Regions from separate parts of the Mus musculus genome. Here region 2 is linked to region 1. Evidence: chromatin contacts called from ENCODE Hi-C or POLR2A ChIA-PET data. All regions are on one chromosome and are shown on one strand. Each heading gives the region's core, a stretch centred on a gene start or an enhancer-like site at or near the end of the contact. The rest is flanking DNA. Distances are from core to core; before and after follow the strand shown.

Region 1 (2,984 bases), core at 162-2,661:
GTCCACCCACCTTGATTTTTTTGAGACAGGGCTCTTGTTAGCCTTGTTCTTATTTGTTCTTCTAGCTGGCTGCAGAGCCCCAGGAACCCAGCTGGATCTGCTCCCCACTACTGGAGTCATGGCGCATACCTCCCAGCTCAGTTCTTCATGCTGGAGTCATGGCGCATACCTCCCAGCTCAGTTCTTCATGTGGGTGCTGGGATTTGAATTTGGTTTCTCAGGCTTCTACAGCCAGTACTGTGTGCTACAATAGCTATCCTCCTACCCCAAAATCTTAGTCAATTTTTAACTATGTATGTGCTCAGAAGTGGACATTTCCAAAGTCCGTGTGTGAATGTCCCTTTTAGACAGAACTGCAGACCTGTTTGCAGGCCCGTTTAGTATTGCCAAACCTTGCTACTATGTTTCCCTCCCAGAATGGCCTGTTGAAATGTCCCCAGTTAACTTGCCAAAATGAAGTTGTTACCTTTGATCTGGTTTGTACATGTCTAGAAAAGTAATAAGGGTATTTCTTCTGTTTTTTAATCCATTATGTGTTCCATCTATTGATTTTTAAAATTGTGAATCATGACTTTTGTAACCAATTTTACATAGTGGCATTCTTATAGTACTTTTATATAACATGATAATGAATCATATCTGCATTTTGACTATTACTTCATTGGCAAATGTCATATAGACACACTGCTTTGAATATCACATGCAAGTAATTTAAAGCAGAACACAGAAAAGGAGCCTCTAAAACACGTGCAGAGGTGACCTCATATGTCACACAGCAGCCTTCTGTTTCAAACATGTCCATCTATGCGTGGTTTGGAAATGCTGCTTCACTCTGGGATGGAGGCAGAGATCCTTGCTGGCAGGGATGCCTCTCTGCATAATTTGCATTGTTTAATTTTGGTGGGAGGTGTGTTTGTCTTGTTCTTCTAGACAAGCATTTTACACCTTTTCTCCTCCAAGCAGGCTGTCATCATAGCAGAATCTGGGTAGCGCCAAATCCTAAAATAAGATGCCAGGATTTCACCCTGTGCTCAAAGCAGTTGACAGCAGATGTTGCTGCTGCTCTTAGGCTCTTTTTTTCCATCTTCTTTCTTTCTTGATTTCTTTTCTTTTTTTCTATTTTAGAAAGAAGGGGAAATCCTTTAAAGGACTCAGAACCTTGGGAAACAAAGTGAAGCTTACATTGGCTTTGAGTTTACATAGAGTTCTCTTTATGGGACTGAAAGGAAACCTTTTGAACAAACCTGGTGTCTTACATGACACAAGCATGCATTCATAGTTATGGAGGCAGATATACATCCACAGGAAGTGTGAGCTCCTTTTAATAAATACTAAATGCATTCGCTGGTGTCTCAAATTAGCAGCATCAGGCCATGAAGAAATCTAGAATGCTTTAGTTATTGCTTTTATCTTTGCTTTACTCACTAGCAGGCTGAAAAGGGGATGGCGAAGCAGATGGAGCTCCTGTGTGCCCAGGCCGGGTATGAGAGGCTGCAGCAGGAGAGGAGACTCACGGCCGGGCTCTACAGGCAGAGCTCCGGCGAGCAGAGCCCTGATGGCGGCCTGCCTTCTGATAGCTCTGATGGACAAGGTGAGCCTCTGCAGTGACTGGCCACTTGCCTCTCAAAGAGAAGTGGGGAGAATGGATTCCTTTATGTCTTGAAGGGATCATATCTGCAGAAATCCATTTTCACTAGTCCCTTTTCAGAGGAAAGTGGTCATCCTGCATCCTGTATATTTTAATTTCTAAAAGTCCTTACGTTTTATTATTCCTGTACTGTAGCTTGCGCATGTGTAGAGGCTTGGTCAGGACAGGGATGTGCGAATACAGCCCATTTCCCCTAAGAAACAGATTCCGTCAAAGATGCTGCTTTGCTGATAGCACCTGTTTCCTTGTGGTGCTAGGATTGAACCCAGGGCCTTCCACTGAAGTACACCCTCACCTTTTCCAAACGACAGAAACATCGTTCTTTAAATTTCAAAAATCAATTTGTCTAAAATGTATATTTGTTTCCTAACACAAGTCTGTGTTAGAAAGCTGAGTCATGAGTGTTTTTACTACTCTGAAAAAAAAAATGTTTTTGGCTTTTCTCCTGTCTTCAGTATGAAGAAAACCCCATGTCATTGTCATCCACTCATTGAAAAGGTTTTTTGAAGTGTTTTCTATATGCCAGGCAGGCCTCCAAGGCCAGAAGGCAGAGCAGTGCAAAAGACATCCTTGCTTATGCACAGCTTAGCTTCAAGTAGCGAGGAATGGTGTGTAGCCCTGTAAATCGGTCCTTAGCTTCAATATCAGTAAATAGTATACTGAAGGATATTGTCTTATTTTATGTATTATTTACTTTCTAGTAAGTGCTTAGTATTGTTAATAATTTCTTTCACCAAGTAAGAGTCCATCTTTTAAAACATGATTTAAGTTCATAACTTAACCTGTTAAAAAGTAACAGGTTTTGATGTGGTATTTCATGCAGTATTTTCCTCCCTCCAACAGCCCCTTTCTTGTAACACATACCATATTACACTCTCTCCCTTCACCCTCCATAAAATCCCTTCTTCCTATCATCCCCTTTCTGGTTTCATCACACACACACACACACACACACACACACACACACACACACACACACACACACACACATATATGCGTGTGCAGTGTGCGCGTGTGTGCATCTAGGTTCAACATACAAAAGAAACTGTGGAGTTGATCTCTCAGTTTGGCTTACCTCACTTAATGTAATATGATTCCCAACCTATCTGCTTCCCTGTGTTATCATTTTACTTTTCTTTCTGGCTGGCTGAATAAAACTCCCCCATGCACCTGTACCTCGTGTTCTTTATCTGCTCTTCTGCTGGTGGACATCTGGGCCTGATGATATATCTTGGCTGTTGAGGAGTGCAGTGATAAGCGGATCGCGCACATCTCTGTTGTAGGGTCTCCAGAACACTGCAGGCATGTATGCAGGCGTGGTAGAGCTGGGCTGCAT
Region 2 (2,984 bases), core at 325-2,824, 130 kb before region 1:
CTGTCCACAGATAAGAACAGTAGTGCCAGTGCGGGGCTTTCTGTTCTGTAATCAGGCACACAAGCACCTCATGTCTCCATTCGTTCAGTTACTCAACTTCTGCCCCCGAAGTTCCCATACTCTTCCTACCTCAGCAGGGCGCTGTTGGCAAAGACCAATACCCTTGCATTTATCCCTTTCTGAACTTGGTTGTTGTTGGTTGTGGTAAGATGGGGTCTTCCGTACCCCAGGTTAGCCTCAAACTTCCTATAAACTGAGACAGTCTTTAACCTGATCCCCCTGCCTCTGCTTTCCCAGTGCTGGGATCACAGCTGGGTAGCGCCATGTCCCACCCACGTTTGCTTTTGATTAATTGTACAGACTCCCACTCCATAGCCAAGTCCTTCTACGTTCTCTCTCCATGCCTAAATCAGTAGGCAGCATGTGGCAGTTTATCTCCATGAACCATGGCTCCCTGTCTGCCTCATGTTACCATGCCATTTCAGGCTTGAATGCAGTAGATTTTAAAATCCCATATAAGGTTAGAACAGTGACACTATCTCTTTAGGGCATTAAGGATTATTTTGGATGGAAACTCTAAGCTCATCTTCCACTCATCCCTGGCTCTGCCCGGGTCCTACTTGTGCACAAAGGCAACTCTGAGGTCACTTTTACAAGAGAGGACAGGCAGAAAAAGTGCCCTGCAAAAGACATGGGAATGTTCAACACCAATTATCAGGCGGAAAAAAAGAAATAGCCACAGACCAGAAATAACTTAAGTAATAATTTTAAAACTTTAGATCATCCATCGGTAAAGCAGCCTGGTCAGCTGGACTCTGCTTCAGTTTTGACTCCCAGTTTTCTAAGGCTTTTTAAAAATGCTTGGACTGTTTCCTTGAGACATTCGCATGCAAAGCTGTGGCTGCTGTCTCCAGCCGCCCACACATACCTGCCCTCCTCCTCCCTCTGACTCAGCGCCCAGCCTCCGCCCACGCCCGCTGACTCGGTGACCCGCACCCACTTCCCACAAACCTACGCGCTCCTCTCCTTCACACAGGTACAAATATTCACACTCCCACTGCTCAGCAAACAACGCACACTACTAATGGGGGGGAGGGGGAGGCATGCTTTTCCTAATGACCATTATGTTTCTTTTAATTCACAAGCTTTACACAGCACAATGAGTAGCTGATGAACTTATTTATGCTTAAATTGGTTTTTCAAAACTCCCTCGTGTTCAAAACTGGATTATTCTATTTTTAAAAAACTCCACCAAAAAAAAAAAAATGTATACACCGAGTGTTGCACCTTTTTTTTTTTTCTTTTTTCTTTTTTCAGGAAGAACAGATGCCCTAGGGTTTGTCCAAATTAAAACTTTTTACTCACATTTTCAGCGATGGCTACACAAAGGCTCACTGGGCTGGGTATTCGCCGTGAGGGTGTTTGAGCTACAGCTGGCATCAGCAGGCTGCCTGACAAGATTAATTGGCAGTGAATTAGACCAGTGCAGTCCAGAGCCAACACCAAAAAGGAGGACCAGCCCACTCATGAGGCCCTGCCAACGCCCAGAGATCTGCTGAGCGTGGGCTGGGGGAAGGCAGGGAGGCCAGTCTCTGCTGCCTTTGTGTTCTCACGGCTCGTACAAGGGTTCATAGCAACGGTTTCTTTCTTTTGCTGTGCATTTGTGTGATATCTGTGTGTCTTGCTACACTGATGCCACAGCGCATGTGCAGAGGTCAGAGGACAACCTTAAGTGTGTCCCCTTCCCTTCCACCTTGTTTTAGGTAGGGTCTCCTGTTCACAGCAGCATGGGACAGGGCTGGACATCCTGATGGCTCCCCATGACTGCCATCAGCTCTGTGTGGGTGCGGAGGTCTGAACTTGGGTCCTTACACTTGTGACCAGAGCTTTATCCTCTGAGCCATCTCCCCAGGCCCCATGGCAACTCTTTTTATTTTTTCCGGGGCTTGATACTATTCTATGTCACAGATGTGAGCAGAAGCAATTCTATTGTAACTCACCTCCTCTTTAAGAAGAGATGCAAGCCAAATCTGGATTTTAAGGAGTGGTGGGTTGCTTTGTGTTTGCTGCTTTGCTTTATCATTCATAATTGATGTGAATTCTTCTGGGAGAAGCAGCGGCCATTTCTGCTCTTCTTCTATCTCTAACAATTGAGAATGTTAGATCTACAATATGCTGGACAGGGAACTGGGAAAAGGATTTCTATCTGGGCCAGACCTCTCAGCCCTCAGTGGTGGGGCCAGTTTTAATCATCTCTGTCCACCTGTCTCACATTCTTTGCTTGAATTTCTACAATTTGATCTGCTTCTGTGCACTTTAGCATTTCTCTGTATTATCCTTAAACTTGAAAGTCTTCTTGGCTCCTTGGAACTTTTTAAGCACTTCTTTGTATGTTTAACTTTGTATCGTTATAGAAAGCAAAGCTCTTCACCACAAGTCCCCATATAAAAAGATGCAAAAGCAAAAAGCAAGTGTCTCACTTCTTAGCCACTGTGCTGGTATGACTACCACCAGGTTCCAAGAAGCTAACTTCCAACAAAATATGGCAGAGTGAACATAAGAATGTCTGTCTTCTGGCTAGGCCAGCAGAGCAGTGTGAGCAAATGAGAGCCTTTGGTTACCACGCTGTGCTCTGTTTGTGTCTCCTGAGAGTTCAAACTCTGTAGTCATCAGTGTAGCCCTGATAGGAAGCAACTGAGCCTCTCGGTTGAGATTAGCAGAAGGTGATTGGGTCCTTGTTTGACAGGTGAGTAAACCTCTTTCTTCATGTGCTACCCAGATATTTTGTTACAATAACAACAGCCAAAAAAAAAAAAAAAAAAAAAAAAAAGTGAACTGACATGTTTGTTGGAAGAGAATGGAGGGGTTAATAGTCCCACTGTAAATACGAGCTGAAGCCTAGATATGAATAAGACATTTCACTGTAGAGTAACTGCGGTCAGGATTTAGCTATCTCTTTTGAAACCAAGGGGAGTGAAATACCG

Evidence for each region. A loop is a pair of places that touch in the nucleus more often than their neighbours do. ChIA-PET counts read pairs that join two places held with the same protein, here RNA polymerase II (POLR2A).
Region 2: a loop to region 1 is called in a map of left cerebral cortex, with 2.3 times the contacts of the local background. The contact joins two enhancer-like sites. A Hi-C loop is called at or near these places in 1 of 37 maps with a recorded cell type or tissue (left cerebral cortex). POLR2A ChIA-PET finds 5 or more read pairs at or near these places in 1 of 5 experiments (Patski).

Annotation. Positions count from the first base shown.
Region 1 is chr1:52,463,392-52,466,375 of GRCm38, reverse strand. Nab1 (Ngfi-A binding protein 1) reads left to right here. Exons shown (of 8, transcript NM_008667.3): 6 at 1,429-1,591. Among named protein-coding and RNA genes, the nearest start is that of Gm23460, 20 kb to the right of the region's middle. Within about 2 kb of position 1,411, at least 1 of the 3 ENCODE cell types and tissues checked has a DNase peak (open chromatin) inside an H3K27ac peak, as active enhancers do.
Region 2 is chr1:52,595,986-52,598,969 of GRCm38, reverse strand. It overlaps a transcript of Nemp2 not described here. Among named protein-coding and RNA genes, the nearest start is that of Gm28178, 17 kb to the right of the region's middle. Within about 2 kb of position 1,574, at least 1 of the 3 ENCODE cell types and tissues checked has a DNase peak (open chromatin) inside an H3K27ac peak, as active enhancers do.